2 separate regions of the Homo sapiens genome follow, and region 2 is linked to region 1. Evidence: read pairs that join two places in POLR2A ChIA-PET (ENCODE). Cell type or tissue: PC-9. All regions are shown on one strand. Links, peaks and the distances in the headings refer to the core of each region. The heading gives the core; the rest is flanking DNA.

Region 1 (8,336 bases), core at 316-8,315:
TATATAAGCAGAGTTCTCAAAAGAAGAAATAGAAATGACCAAAATGCACAAAAGAGATGTAGAACTGGGATGGCAGTCAAAGAAATGCAAATTAAAACAACACGGAGTTGCTGTTTTTACCTTTCAGACTGGCAAAGGCCATTAAGTCTCTGTCTTGGCATCAGTGCTTCTATTGGCACAGCTTTAGTGGAACACCCCATGGGTGGGAGTGTACACTAGCACTGCCTTCCTAGGTGGCAGATTGTCCATAGGTATCAAGAGGCTTGACATTTTTTCAGACTTTGGTCCCAGCCATTACATGTCTAGAAATTTCTTCTAAGGGGATAATCTGACATGGACATAAAGATTATGTGCACTGGCTGGGCGCAGTGGCTCACGCCTGTAATCCCAGCATCTTGGGAGGCCGAGGCATGTGGATTAGTTGAGGTCAGGAGTTCGAGACCAGCCTGGCCAACATGGTGAAACCCTGTCTCTACTAAAAATACAAAAATTAGCCAGGCATGGTGGTGGGCACGTGTAATCCCAGCTACTCAGGAGACTGAGGCAGGAGAATCGCTTGAACCTGGGAGGTGGAGGTTGTGGTGAGTCAAGACCGCTCCACTACACTCCAGCCTGGGTAACAGAGCAAGACACTCTGTCTCAAGAAAAAAAAAAAAAAAAAAGATTATGTTCACTGATGCTCAGTGCAGTATTATTTTTGGAGTTTAAAATAATGCATGATACAGAATTATTATTTTAATACATGATATAAAATTCAAAAGATACAAAAGGGATTAGAGGGAAAAATCATTCTCCTCTCCCTTCCAGTTCTGTCTTCTATTTTCCCGATTTCTCTCCCAGGGGACAACCAGTTAGTTATAAATATTTCCAGAGATACTCTTTACCCATATAAGATTGTACATATACATGTGTTTTAAAATTTTATTTAATTTTGTATTTAGAGGTTAATGGTAGCATGCTACATGGACCTAGCAAGCTACTGTATGCACCTTGCTTTTCTCATTTACTGTCTCTTGGAGTATGCTCCATTCTCAGTAGGCAATATAGTGCAGAGATTGAGAGCACAGACCACTGGGTTTGAACAAACTCCACTCTTTACTAGCTAAGTCATCTTGGGCAAGTTTTCTAACTTCTCTGGGCCTTAAGTTCTTCATCTATAAAATGGATATAATAGTCCCTACCTCATAGGCATAGAATGACTGTAAGTATTAAATGAGTCAAGATACATGAAGTATATAGAGCTTGGCACATTTTACATAATTATTAACTATTACGAATACATATGGAGCTGCATCCTTCTTTTTAACACCTGTATAATATTCTACACTGGATGTATTATATATTTTATTTTGTCTGACCAGTCTCATATTGATGGACAACTAGATTGTTCCTAGTATTACTGTTGCAAACAAATTGCAGCATTTGCTGTGATGTATATTTTTAAAGGAAACAACATAAATGTCCAAAGTTAGTTTAATTATGGCACAGTATATGTCCATATGATGGAATAAATCAGAATAAGATTGTAGCTAGGTGTGGTGCTCAGGTCTGTTATCCCAATATTTTGGGAACCCAAAGTGGGAGTACTTCTTGAAGCCAGGAGTTAGAAAACAGTCTGGGCAACATATGGAAACCCTCTCTCTACAAAAAAAAAATTCAAAATATTAGCCAGGAACAGTGTCATATGCCTGTAGTCCCAGCTATTCAGGAGGCTGAGGTGAGAAGATGGCTTGAGCCCAGGAAGTCAAGACTACAGTGAGCCATGATTGCACCACACACTCCAGCCTGGGCAACAGAGCGAGACCCTCTCTCTTAAAAAAAAAAAAGAAAGAAAGAAAGAAAAGATGGTACAATGATATCTCATGATATGTGAAAATGTTTACATTTTATTAAGTAGAAACAAACACTTTTGAATTCTTACTAGATTTTTCCCATAATAAACATGATATAGATTGTACGAATTTAGAAATAATAGAAAAGTATAATCACCTTAGCCCCGTGATCCAGAAATAGCCACACTCAACATGTTGGTATATTTTACATAATCTCTCCTTCTGAAAACTTACACTAATTATTTTATGGGAAGCAAGAGTTACCATCTTTGCTAAAAGTAGCAGGGAGCTGTGAATTGGGTTCCCCAAATAGGGGGTTGGCCATATGTGGATGGCGTAGGTTAAAACTACTTGGAGGAGGGAGGCTTGCAGTAGACAAGAGGGATTCCTGGGAAAGTGGCGCTCTTTGAGCTATCTCTGGAAGGATAACAGGAGCTATTCCTTTTGAATATATCAGTCATTCTCATTGTTCTGTGTTTCCGTCCATATAGTCATTCACTCAGTAAACATCTATTATTAGAGGCCTATTTTATACCAACGTGTTTCTAGGTCCTAGGGGACTCAGATATGAACAAGATAGGTAAGGTCCCTGTACCCCTGGAGCCTACCCTCCAGAGCTTGTACAGACATTCATTACCGACTTACAGACATAGGGTATGTGTGCATGTGCCTGAGATGCTTCATCTCATACTGACCACAGACACTTCCCCGCATGTCTTCATAATGATCATCTCTTGTGGCTACACAGTGTTCCCTCCAGTTGCTATGTGCTGATTTTATTAACTATTCCTACTCTGTTGGACATTCATATTGTTTGCATGAATACTTCATAGTCTTTGGCACGTTACTCAACTGCTTTTCAAGTGAATTGTCCCAGTTTACAGAGCAACCAGCAACATGTGAGTGAATGGGCCTGTGCCATGAAAATCTCACCACCATCGTCTATATGTTTTTATCATTTCTATTCATTTAATAGGTTAAAAAAAAAACGGGGCCTTGTTGTTTAAACTTCTTTTATTTGATTATTGTTAAATTTTAACCTTTACTTCCTCTTAAGTGCATTATCTGTTCACATCCTTTGTTCTGTTACTTATTTTGGCTCTAAATGTTATAAACAGACTCTGTGCAGTGATGGCTAAGGGCTCAGATTCTAGACTCATACAAATCTGGTTTATGTCCAGCCCTGCTACTTAGAAGCTATGTGACCTTGGTCACAGGGGTTTAGGGAAGTGCTGAGGCAAGGAAGGGCATTTCCAGCAGAGGAGCTCTTCTGAGAAGCAGAATTAGTGAGAGGTTGGTGGCCTGGGTACATTTAAGGTGTGGTGGGACCTTGTCTGGCATCATCTAATAAGGCTACCAGGAGTATTATGGGTTTGTTCTGGAGTAGTTTTCAAACGTGGCATTTGGAGTGAAGGCAGGCAGCATTGGGCCTCAGATTCAGAGTTTCTCTATGGAAATTAGATCAAAACCTACAAGAGTCCCAGGGAAAGGTAGGGAGGGGCAAGTGGGAAAGCTGGGAGCCCTGGAGTCAGGTTGTTCTGGCTTTGAACCCCAGCAATCCCGATGCATAGTTGAGAATAGGTACTTTGAGTCTCTGTTTTCTCATCGGAAAATGGGTTGGTCATGTCAGTATTGCATACTGTGAAGACCAGAAACGATTTATGTCAGGGGCTTTGCACACACAAATAAGGCACTCAACAAATGTGGGTTGTTATGAACCCACAGTGGATGGGGAAACACATCTGCCTTTGTGGAAGATGAGAGCAGAATCCCTCCTGACCATTGTTAAGCCATCAGCCTTGCTCCTTCCCTTGGTTTGTCACTGCTGGAGGGACTACTGCCAGTACTGCAGTGGGAAAATGAGCTTTCAAAGGTACGTTTCTTTTATAGAGTGTCCGGTAGGAATTCCCTGGGGACATTTATCTCATGGAAATAGGAGAAGGACTGACTGGGTATCTCAAAAGGTGACTCTTAGTGACTGAGTCTCTTTTCTAGAAGAAAAGGATGTTTGGATTCTCAGCAGCCACATCTGCTTTTGAACTCTGTGCGGTTTGTGCCCTGGCCTCTTACCACTCCCAACACTCCCCCTTTTATTCAAACAGAGGACAGTTGTGTTTGTTGACCACTCTTTCAGGGTGGGAAAGGAATGTAATGTATGCATAGACTGCCCAGAATTTCCTGTTAGACACCCATTCCAAACCACGGCCCTGGGATGCATTCCAGAGATTACGGCCCAATTCTCAAAGAGAAGAAATGGCGCATTCATTTAAATGTCCCTGGCCTTCAGAAAGAGTTCCTCCTCTCCCCAGTTAAAAAAAAAAAAAAAAAAAAAAAAGGTGTTTAGCTTATTCCGTAATAATGTAGTTGTGAATTCAACTCTATGATTTCTTTAAGGTTGTAATGGCTCTGACCTTCCCACATGTGAAGAAATAGCCTTCACTTGGGCAATTTCAGTGTTCAGTTTTGTAGCATTAACAGCATTGATGTCCCCACTGATGCTTGGTACAGAGCATATGTTTAATGTTCTGCTATAAATACTTGAACAATGTAAATCTGCGATGGATTACCTTCTTAGTTCTGCTCTTGTGATGAGAAAGAAGCTAGTTTGAGGGCAGGCTTTTGGTGCTTTGAATCATTAGCAGTACATTTGGTGTGTTGTCAGAGAAAACCAGACCTGGGCAGTAGTTAAAGCAGCAAAAGCAGATTTTATTGAAAACTGTTGCAGTAGAAGGAAAGAGACATCAGTCCAAAACCAGGCTCAATTCTGAATACAGCATGGACAAGTGAGTACTCACAGCCAAGGAGTAGGATGGGAGTCAGTGGATAGAAAACTGCTAAGAAGAAACATCAGAGGTAGGGGGGCTTGTGGCTTATCTGACTGCTATGGTTTAGACGTGGTTTGTCCCCACCAAAGCTCATATTGGGGTGCCGTTGCCATTGTAGTGGTGTTGGGAGGTGGAACCTAATGGGAGCTGTCTGAGTCCCAGGGACAGATCCCTCATGAGTAAGTAAATACCATCTGGCCTGAGTGAGTTCTTGCTCTTATGGGACTGGATTAGTTACCTTGAGAGTAGGTTGTTATAAAGAAAGGCTCCTCCTCACGTTTGCCCTCCCTCCTTCTATGCATACCCCCTCCACTTTGTGCTTTCCACCATAAGTTGAAGCAGCGCGAGACCCTCGCCAGCTGGGCTACCCAGTCTTGGACTTTTCAACCTCCAGAATTGTGAGCCAAATAAACTTCTTTTCTTTATAAATTACCCAGTTTCAAGTATTCTGTTACACCAGTGCTAAATGGAATGAGGCACTGAACTAACAGGATTCTTGATGAAGACAAGCCAGGGTAGATCAGTCATCACCTGGGAGATGGTGGAGGGTGAGGAAACCAATTATGTATCAAGAGCAGTCAGATATGGAGGATGGAGGATTCTTGCTAAACTGATTTAGCAGGGATGTTGCTAAATTTGGATTTTACAAGGAAGTATGCAGGTGGACCTAGGAGTTTAGGAGTCTGACTGAAGTTTGGTCAAGCAAAGAATCTTTGTCAGTGTTAAGTCAGTTTTCTTCTGAAAATTTTATCATGCTGGGTCTTCAGGGATCCGGCCCCTGTGCCAGCACATTTATATTGTGAGAGGCTGGCTCGGCACCATAGAAATGAAAGGCAAGCCTTTGTTTTCTGTAGCTACCAAGTTGTAGTTTCTTCACTTGAGGAGAAACTTGAATGTTGAGGGATGGATTCATAGTGAGTAGCAAACATTTCCACCTACATTCCAGCTACTCTGATCTTGTCCTGAACTCCTTTGATTGTGTAGAGGTGTGTGGGGTGCTGGGAGTTTTAGGTCAGATCACAGATAGGAGAGATGGAAGCTGTGTATGGGTGTGGGTGGGTATGCTCAGGAATGTGAGTATGTGAAGCTCTGAATCGGTGCAGACCTCAGAGGTTTGGGTCCTGAAGCCAGGGGTTAAGGATGGTTCCAAAGCCTCCCCCGTCTTGAATCTAAACCAGATCAGAATGAAAGAATTATAAAAAGTCACTGGTTATATGGCATGGGCAGATATCACACTAATTAAGAAATGCTGGCTATTTGGGGTCAACATTTCAACTTCTGGATACTGAAGGGAACCAGTTAGGTCAGGAAGTACAAGAGAAATGCACCCTCAGCCTATGATATGAGCTGGATGTGGACCCAGTTGTGCCTCCATCTGTTGGCATAAACATAAACATCTGTTGGGTAGCTCTTTAGACCAGTCTTCTTGGGCCACTGAAGGACCAAGCCCCACTGTCAGCTTCAGTGGACTTTGCCCTGAACATTTCATGTTTTTTGTTTTTTTGTGGGTTTTTTTTTTGTTTTTTTTGAAATGGAGTCTTGCTCTGTTGCCCAGGCTGGAGTGCAGTGGCGTGATCTCGGCTCACTGCAACCTCCGCCTCCTGGGTTCAAACGATTCTCCTCCCTCAGCCTCCCGAGTAGCTGGGACTACAGATGCATGCCACCATTTCATGTTTTTAATTACAACACTTTCTTTCTAACCATATTTAATATGAGATTTCATAGAAAAGACCTGAGTCCTAAGGTTTGTTTTAAGCCCCACATGTGGAGCTGCTTTTTTGTTTGTTTAGTTTCTATCATCATTACTGTTATTATTATACAGAGAAAACTTTACTGGATAGGAGGTAAAGTTTTAAAGAGCTACTTAATGTTCTAAGTTTAGACTTCACATAACCAAAAACAAAATGGATCTGCCTACATGTTTTTTCATAAAGCCAGGCTGTTTTTGTGAGGACCGTTGTCTGGATACAAGCTAAATTCTCCATGTTCACAGTGAGACCCTGCACTGTACCTAAACCAGTCACAATTTTTTGTTATGTTTGAAGCTGCTGGTAGATTTTCTCTCTTACACAAACATACATGTTTTCACTGTGCCCATACAATAGTCCTGTGGGGTAGGGATTATCATTCCTGTATTATTGTTGCTACGGAGGTAGGTGAGGTCACACGGGCTAACAAGTGGCAGGGCTGGGACTTGAACCTAAATGTAATTCCAAAGCCTGTGTTCTTTCCATGTAACTTATATTTAAAGTCAATTTCTGAATAAAAAATTTCACTCTAGGCTCTTAAATGGCAACCTGTGTAATTTGCAGATATCCTGGATCTTGGCTGCATTGGTCATAATTTAAAGTTTAAACTCAGTAGTTTTAATTACAGAGCTAAGACAGTGACATTCATGGTACAAATCTGATCCCGTCACTCCCCTTTTCCATAACATCAAATCCAAACTCATCTCCATGGCTTGCAAGGCCCTTGCTGTCATTACTCCTATCTCATACTCCTTGCTACTCCTTTGATTTCTTAAATGTTTTGTGCTTTCTCTCACACCAGGCCTTTTACACATTGCTGTTTCACCTGCTCCTCCCACCACAAAAAAATTAATGAAACTTTCAGCCCAGCTTCTTTCAAGAAGGCATTTCTGGGCTGGGCACGGTGGTTCACGCCTATAATCCCCGCACTTTGGAAGGCCAAGGCAGATGGATCACAAGGTCAGGAGTTCAAGACCAGCCTGGCCAATATGGTGAAACCCCGTCTCTACTAAAAATACAAAAATTAGCCGGGCTTGGTGGCAGGCGCCTGTAGTCCCAGCTACTCAGGAGGGTGAGGCAGGAGAATCACTTGAACCCGGGAGGCAGAGGTTGCAGTGTGCCGAGATCGCACCACTGTACTCTAGCCTGGGTGACAGAGCAAGACTCCGTCTCAAAAAAAAAAGCTATTTCTATACCCCTCGCTACTCATAGTCCCCAGTCTGGGCTATGTGCTCTTCTTTGGGCACCAAGAGTGCTCTGCACTTTCCCATCCTAACAAGACTCATTGTATACCAGAAGTACATATTCAAATGTCTCTCCTGCTAGATGTGGGCTTCATGAGGTCTGACCCCTGCCTATGTTGTTGGTCAATGCTTCTGTACCACCTAGCATCAGAGCTTACATTTTGAGAGACAATCCTTTCCATTTCAAATCACATAAACCCAATTATATTGGCTTAGGAGCAAAAGAGAATTTGTTTACTTACATAACTGAAAATTCCAGAAGGGTCTGGTTTTAATAAAACCAAGTCCTCAGACAGTGTCGTCAGAAATCTGTCCTTCTTTGTAACCCAGCTCCTTTTTTCTCAGTTTTGGCTTCATGCTCAGGTAGGTATTTCTTACGAGGTGCAAAGATGACTACCAATTGCTCCAGGCTTACATCCTGCCATGTTAAGAAACCCAGCAAAAGGCAAATATCCCTTCCAATAGGGCTTGCATGAATCCTTGCAGAGTCTTTGGTCCAGGGTGGGTCACGTGCCCATCCCTAAGCCAGTCATGTGGCTCAGATTGGCCAGCCCTTGATAAAGGACAGAACATTGGTAGGGTGAGAGTGGTTCCCCAGAGGAAAATAGAGGAACTTTTACCAGAAAGAAGGGTAATGGATTCTGGCAGGCAAAAAATGTCAGATGTCCACTACACTCCCCATCTGTA
Region 2 (8,336 bases), core at 69-8,068, 420 kb after region 1:
TCATAATATTCCTTTATCCTCCTTATGACATCTGTGGGACCAGTAATGATGATCTCTTGCTGTTGGTCATTTCTGATATTGGTAATTTGTCTTCTCTCTTTTTTTCTTTGGTTATCCTGGCTAGAGGTTTATCAATTGTATTGATCTTTTCAAAGTTCAACTTTTGGTTTTGTTGATTTTCCCCTGTTGTTTTCTTCAAGTTGTGCTCTAATTTTTATTACTTAGTTTCTTCTGCTTGCTTTAGGTTTAAATTGCTCTTTTTTCCCTAGTTTCCTCAAGTGGAAACTTAGAGGATTGATTTAAGACCTTCTTTTCTAATATATGCATTTAATGCTATAAATTTCTCTGTAAACACAAATGCTTTTTATGGGATGCCTTAGCAGCATCCCATACATTTTGATAAGTTATAGTTTCATTTTTTTTCGTTCAAAATATTTTTTAGTTCTCTTGAGACTTCTTTGACTCATGGGTTATTTAGAAGAATGTTTTTAGGCTGGGTACAGTGGCTCACACCTGTAATCCCAGCACTTTGGGAGGCTGAAGCAGGCAGAACACTTAAGGTCCGGAGTTTGAGACCAGCCTGGCCAACATGGTGAAACCCTGTTTCTACTAAAAATACAAAAAAATTAGCTGGACGTGGTGGCAGGCATGGTGACAGGCACCGTGTATGCTGCACGCCTGTAATCCTAGCTAGCTGGGAGGCTGAGGCAGGAGAATTGCTTGAACTGTGGAGAGGGAGGTTTCGGTGAGCCAAGATCGCGCCACTGCACTCCAGCCTGGACAACAGAGGGAGAGCCTGTCTCAAAAAAAAAAAAAAAAAAAAAAAAAAAAGGAAGTCTGGAAGTGTGTTGTTTAATCTCCAGATTTTCCAGTTTTCTGTTATTGATTTCTAGTTTAATTTCATTGTGGTCTGAGAACATACCCTATATGACTTCTAGTCTTTCAAAATTTTAAAATTTCCTCTCCCTCACTCTCTCTTCCACTTAATAAGTCAGTCCTCTCCACTGGACATTTAAAAAAAGGTGTCCATAACCAAAATATGGTATTGCTTTTTTCCATTATATTTTCAAGATATTTTAAACCAGATGCCTATAGATTTAGTTCATTCCTTCCCCATCACCTCAATTGCATTGTGGGTTTTCTTTTTACAACTTTATTAAGGTATAACTGATGTACAATACTGTGCATATTTGGAGTATACAGTTAAAAGCTTTAATATCTGTATTCTTTCATGAAACTATCACCAAAATAAGACAATGAGTATTTCCATGTCCTAAAAATTTCCTCCTGCCTCTTTGCAAGCGATGCCTCCTTCCCCATACCCCTACCCACTGGCAACCGCTGATGTGTTTTCTATCACTAGTTTGTATTTTCTAGAATTTTGTATAGATGGAATCATAATTATGTATGCTTTTTTAAAACCTTTAAAATTTTACATCACAGTTTTGAGATTCATCCATGTTGCTACATGTGGCAATAGTTGGTTCCTATTATTGCCGAGTAGTATTTCATTGTATGATGTTGTATGGATGGACTACAATTGGTTTCACCTGATGAGGGATATTGGGGTTGTTTCTCTTTTCTGTTGTTATAAGCAAAGGGCTATGAGAGTCACATACAAGTCTTTTCGTGGACATATGATTTCATTTTTCTTGGAAATGACATACCAGGAGTACAGTGGCTGAGTTATACGGCAGGTATATGTTTAACTTCTTAAGGAATTCTCTTCCAAAGTGGTGATTTTAAGAAAAAAAATTTTATATTGTTAACAGGCATTACATTGCACTTAATATGTAACTCAATGAAAAGTATACAGTGAAAAGTCTTTTTTTTTCTTTTTTTCTTTCTTTTTTTGAGACAGAGTCTGGCTCTGTCGCGCAGGCTGGAGTGCAGTGGCACGATCTCGGCTCACTGCAAGTTCCGCCTCCCGGGTTGTCCTCCATTAGGAAATGGTACATCTACACAATGGAATACTACACATCTATAAAAAAGAACACAGAAGTTTTTATGTATTGACATGTAAACACAGCCACGTTACTGTGAAGTGAGTAAAGCAAAGTACAGATCAGTGAGTATAGTATGCTTTCTCTTGTATGAAAGGAGGAAAATCAGAATATTCATACCTTCCTATATTTCCATGTAAAAACACTGGAAGGAGCCTGGCACAGTGGCTCAAGCCTGTAATCCTAGCACTTTGGGAGGCTGAAGCGGGTGGATTGCTTGAGTCCAGGAGTTCAAGACCAGCCTAGGCAATATGGTGATACCCTGTCTCTACCACAAAAGTGCAAAAATTAGTCATGTGTGGTGGCGTGCACCTCTAGTCCCAGCTACACAGGAGGCTGAGGTGGGAGGATCACTTGAGTCCAGAAGGTGGAGGATACAATGAGCCAAGATCATACCACTGTACTCCAGTTTGAGGGACAGAGCCATACCTTGTCTAAAAAGTAAAAAAAAAAACTAGAAGGATACACAACAAATTAAAGTCATCTGTAGAGAAGGGACGGAGAGGAGAGATGAGCTCACAGGTGGGATTAAGACTTTTCACTGTTATATGGGGTTTCACCATGTTAGCCAGGATGGTCTCGATCTCCCAACCTCGTGATCTGCCTGCCTCAGCCTCCCAAAGTGCTGAGATTACAGGCGTGAGCCACCACACCTGGCCAAGTTGTCGCTATTATTGCCACGCACAGATATTTATGTCATTGAATTTCCCAGTCTCTTTTATTGCTTCTAGATTTTGAGTCATAGTTCAAAAGGCCTTCCTCACTCCAAAATTATGAAGGAACTCACCTATGTTTTTATCTAGTTCTTGTAAGATTTCAGCTTTCTTACATAAAAATATTTGGAGTTTATCCAGGTACGTAGTATGACATTTGTATCCAACTTTAATTTTTCCCAGATGATTCTTCAGTTGTTGTAACACCAACCATGTTTTTATTTAATTTATTTTTTTTATTTGAGACAGGAGCTGGCTGTCACCCAAGCTGGAGTGCAGTGGTGTGATTCAGCTCACTGCTATCTATGCCTCCCGGGCTCAAGCAATCCTCCCTCCTTAGCCTCCCAAGTAGCTGGAACCACAGGTGCGCCCCTACCATGACCAGCTAATTTTTTTGTATTTTTTTTGTAGAGATGGGGTCTCACTCTGTTGCCCAGGCTGGTCTCGAACTCCTGGGCTCAAGCAGTCCACCCACCTCTGCCTCCTAAAGTGCTGAGATTACAGGCGTGAACCACCACACCCAGCCTCAACCGGGTTTTTAGAAGCCCATCTTTACCTTTAAGAGGCTGAGGTGGGCGGATTACCTGAGGTCAGGAGTTCAAGACCAGCCTGGCTAACATGGTGAAACCCTGTCTGTACTGAAAATACAAAAATTAGCTGAGCATGGTGGTGGGTGCCTGTAGTCTCAGCTACTTGGGAGGCTGAGGCAGGAGAATCACCTGAACCTGGGAGGCAGAGGTTGCAGTGAGCTGAGATTGTGCCACTGCATTCCAGCCTGGGTGACAAAGTGAGACTCCATATAAAAAAAAAAAAAAAAAGAAGTCCATCTTTACCTCCATGATTTGAGATGTGAGGCTTATCATGTGCTACTTTCTGTGTTCACTTAGGTCCATTTTTGGGCTTTTGTTTTTGTTCCATGGTTTGGTAGATCTGTTCATAAGCCAGTAACACATTGTTTCAATTATCCCAGCTCTGTAATATGTTTGTTTGTTTGTTTATTTACTTTTGAGTTGGAGTCTCGCTCTGTCGCCCAGGCTGGAGTGCAGTGGCATGATCTCGGCTCACTGCAACCTCTGCCTCCTGGGTTCAAGTGATTCTTCTGCCTCAGCCTCCTGAGTAATTGGGATTACAGGCGCCCGCCACTGGCTAATTTTTGTATTTTTAGTAGAGATGGGTTTTTGCCATGTTGGCCAGGTTGGTCTCTAACTCCTGACCTCAGGTGATCCGCCTGCCTTGGCCTCCTGAAGTGCTGGGATTACAGGTGTGAGCCATTGCACCCGGCCTGTAATATGTTTTAATATCTAGAATTGTTGGTCCCCTCTGTTTGTTTTTTTTTCCAGAGTTTCCATGGCTATTCTTGTTCTTTTTCAATATGTACTTCAGAATCAGCTTTTCAGGTTCCAGAAAGCCAAATTGTTAATTTTTTTTTTTTTTTGGACATGGAGTCTAGCTCTGGAGCCCAGGTTGAAGTGCAGTGGTGTGTTCTCTGCTCACTGCAACCTCCACCTCCTGGGTTCAAGCAATTCTCCTGTCTCAGCCTCCCAAGTAGCTGGGACTACAGGCACATACCACTACACTTGGCTAATTTTTGAGTTTTTAGTGGAGACAGGGTTTCACCATAATTGGTCAGGCTGGTCTGGAACTCCTGACCTCAGGTGATCCACCCACCTCGGCCTCCCAGGGTGCTGGGATTACAGGCGTGAGCCACCACACCCAGCCTGTTGTTAATATTTTTATTGAGATCATATTATCTTTATAAATTAACTTGGCAGAATTGACAACTTTATGAGATTAAGTCTTCCTGTCTAAGCACACGTTATGACTTTCCATTTGTTCAAGTCTTCTTTTGAATACTTCACATGTGTTTTAATATGTTTAACATACAGCTTTTGCTCACTTTGGTAGATTGCACAAATGACCACAATACTCCACCCATCCCTGTACCCACACCCTTTGCAATGTGACTGTAATTCCTCCCATCAAGGAGTCGTTTCCCTACCTGTTGATTTGCTTTATCCAGTAGAACAGGGGAAGTGGCATTGTGCCAGTTCTAAGCCTAAGCCTCAAGCAGCCTTATGTGCTTCTGCTGTCATTCTTGGAACTCTGCCTAGCCACCAAATGAACAAGCTCAGGCTATACTGCTGGAGAGTTGGACATATGTGGCCTAGTTGCCCCAACTTCTTCCCCTAAGAGCCAGCCAGCCCCTAGCTACTGTTAGCTACCTATGAAGCAGAGCCTTCTAGCTACCGTTAACTGACTGCAGATGTATGAGTGAGCCCAGCTGAGCCCCATCCAATGATAGCAAGTAGAATTGTGAGCTTAATGGTTTTGAGCCACTAAGTTTTGAAGTGGTTTGTGACAATGCAGAAATTACCCAATGTAGATAATTATTTTTAAGTTTATTTCTAACTTTTTTATCCTTTTACTACTGTAAGTGGGGAAGGGAGGTTTCTAGCAGAAACTTATCAGCTGTCTTCCAAACTCATTTCCCTTTCTTCCTAGGCACTCTCCTGCCTTCCTTGTAGTTATGTTCAGCCATGTGACTGAGTTCTAGCCAGTGGAATATAAGAAAATGTGATCAGGCCTCTAAAAGACCTAGTCCATCAAAACCTCCTTCTCTGACTTTTCTCCCATTTTTGGCTGATGTGGGTGTCCAGAGCAACCTTGGAAGCACATGTGGAACATGACAGAGCCACCATCAACCTGGTTCCTGAATGACTGCATGGAGCAGAACTCCCCACTCCCCACTCATGTTCCTAACCACCTACTGATTGTGCTTTACATGAGGAGAAAGAAACTTCAGCTGTATCAAGCCATAGAAATGTGTTTTTCCTTAACTAATATAATTTTTTCCCTCATATCCTTTTTTTAAAGAAAATACTGGGGCCAGGTGTGGTCGCTCACGCCTGTAATCCCAGCACTTTGGGATTACAGAGGCGGGCACATCACGAGGTCAGGAGATCGAGACCATCCTGGCTAATGCAGTGAAACCCCGTCTCTACTAAAAATACAAAAATTTAGCCAGGCTTGGTGCCGGGCGCCTGTAGTCCCAGCTACTCGGGAGGCTGAGGCAGGAGAATGGCGTGAACCTGGGAGGCAGAGTTTGTAGTGAGCCGAGATAATGCCACTGCACTCCAGCCTGGGTGACAGAGCAAGACTCTGTCTCAAAAAAAAAAAAAAAAGAAAGAGAAAATACTGTTTCTATTGAAATGTAATTCACATACCATAAAATTCACCTTTTAAAATGTACAATTTGATGGTTTTAGTATATTCAAAGAACAATATCACTATCACCACTATGTAATCTTAGAACATTTTCACCACCTGGAAAGGAAACCCTGTATTAATTAGCATCCACTGTATAGTCCCCCTCCTGCCAGTAGTGGCAACCACAATCAACTCTCTATCTCTGGATTTGCTGATTCTGGACATTTCGTAGACATGAATATATATAATATGTGACAGCCTTCTTTTACTTAGCATAATGCTTTCTTTTTAAAAAATTTTCATAGCTTTTTGTTTATTTCAAATACCAACTTGAACCAGATACCTGGCATAATGTTTTCAAAGTTCATCCATGTCATAGCGTGTGTCAGTACTTCATTCCTTTTTGTGGTTCAGTAATATTCCATTGCATTGATATATCAGAGTTTGTTTTTCCATTCAACTTTTAGACATTTGAGTTGTTCTGCTTTTTTGCTATTGTGAGTTATTCTGCTATGAACATCCACATATGTTATGGATTGAATTGTGGCCCCCCAGAATTCATATGTTGGAAGCCTACCCTCATCATGACAGTATATTTGGAGGTGAGGCCTTTAGGTAGATAATTAAGGTTAAATGAGGTTGTAAGGGTGGGGCTCTAATTTGATAGGACCTGTTTCCTTATAAGAAGGAGAGACACCAGTGCTATCCCACTTCATGCGCAGATGCACAGAGGAAAGGCCTTGTGAGAAGGCGGCTGTCTGCAAGCTGGAAAGAGAGCCCTAACCAGAAACTGAATTTGCTGGCACCTTAATTGTGGACTTCTAGCCTCCAGAACTGTGAGAAAATAAATGCCTGTTGTTTAAACCATCTAGTTTATGGTATTTTGTTATAGCAACCTGAGCAAACTAATACAATGTATACGTTTTTGTGTGGACATATATTTTCATTTCTATTGGGTATATTACCTAAAATTGGAATTGCGGGGTCACATGGTAACTCTGTGTTCAACATTTTGAAGAATTGCCAAACTGTTTTCCAAAGTGGCTGTACTATTTTCCATTCCCACCAGTGGTAGATGGTGCCTCTAGTTTCTCTACATCCTTTTTTTTTTTTGAGATGGAGTCTTGCTCTGTCACCCAGGCTGGAGTGCAGTGGCGTGATCTCGGCTCACTGCAAGCTCCACCTCCTGGGTTCATGCCATTCTCCTGTCTCAGCCTCCCTAGTAGCTGGAACTACAGGCACCCGCCACCACGCCTGGCTAATTTTTTGTATTTTTAGTAGAGATGGGGTTTCACCGTGTTAGCCAGGATGGTCTCGATCTCCTGACCTTGTGATCCGCCCGCCTCGGCCTCCCAAAGTGCTGGGATTACAGGCGTGAGCCACCGCATCCTTGCTTAACATTTATTATTGACTGTCTTTTTAATTACAGACGGCAGCCATCCTAGTGGATGTGAAATGCAATCTCACTGTGCTTTTGATTTGCATTTATCTAATGATAATAATGATGTTGAGTATCTTTGCCATTTGTGTATCTTCTTTAGAGAAATGTCTATTAAGATCTTTTGCCCTTTTTTAAAAAAAAACTGTGTTATTTCTCTTTTATTATTGAGTTGTAAAAGTTTTTTTTAATGTATATTCTGGAAACAAGTCCCTTGTTAGATATGTGATCTCAAAATTTTTGTCCCATTCTGTGGGTTGTCTTTTCACTTTCTTGATGATCCTTTGAAGCAATGTTTTTAATTTTGATAAAGTCTAATCTTCCTACTTTTTTCCTTTTGCTATTTGTGCTTTGGTGCAGTATTGGTTAGGTTTTGGTATCAATTTTATATTTACTTCACTAAAATAATTGGAAAAATTTTCCTTCTTTTCAGGTGCTCTAGAACAATTTAAATAGTATTAGAAATATTTGCTATTTAAAAGTTTGGTATAATTTTTCTGTCAAACCATTTGGGCCTGGTGCTTTTGGGGCATGGGGTGGCTCTGGTCTTCCTTCTTAGCTGGAAATGCCAGTTTTGTTTTGTGTGTGTGTGTGTGTGTGTGTGTGTGTGTGTGTGTGTGTGTGTGTGTTTGAGACAGAGCCTTGCTCTGTTGCACCCAGGCTGGAGTGCAGTGGCAAGATCTCAGCTCATTGCATCCTCCGCCTCCTGGGTTCAAACAATTCTCCCACCTTAGTCTCCCAAGTAGCTGGGATTACAGGTGCCCTCCACCATGCCTGGCTAATTTTTGTATTTTTGTAGAGATGGGGTTTCACCATATTGGCCAGGTTGGTCTTGAACTCCCGACTTCAGGTGATCTGCCTGCCTTGGCCTCCCAAAGCACTGGGATTATAGGTATGAGCCACCGTGCCCAGCCGAAATGCCAGTTTTAAGTTGTTAAATACATGGCAGAATGTCTGGTTACAGTTTTTATCTGT

Evidence for each region. Peaks named below come from ENCODE experiments on the same cell type or tissue, not always from the same donor. Only the 100,000 strongest peaks of a DNase experiment are listed, where the experiment ranks them.
Region 2: POLR2A ChIA-PET joins it to region 1 with 12 read pairs; 2 of 35 experiments call an interaction of 5 or more read pairs at or near these places.

The regions. Positions count from the first base shown.
Region 1 is chr3:37,932,514-37,940,849 of GRCh38, forward strand. All of the region lies in intron 1 of CTDSPL (CTD small phosphatase like), which reads left to right. Among named protein-coding and RNA genes, the nearest start is that of MIR26A1, 33 kb to the right of the region's middle. RefSeq lists an enhancer at 2,794-2,938 and a cis regulatory region at 2,860-2,873. In PC-9, for the core only: no CTCF peak of the experiment used is centred there; a DNase peak (open chromatin) is centred at 3,968; H3K27ac peaks cover 4,197 bases.
Region 2 is chr3:38,350,369-38,358,704 of GRCh38, forward strand. All of the region lies in intron 2 of XYLB (xylulokinase), which reads left to right. Among named protein-coding and RNA genes, the nearest start is that of XYLB, 7.8 kb to the left of the region's middle. In PC-9, for the core only: no CTCF peak of the experiment used is centred there; no DNase peak of the experiment used is centred there.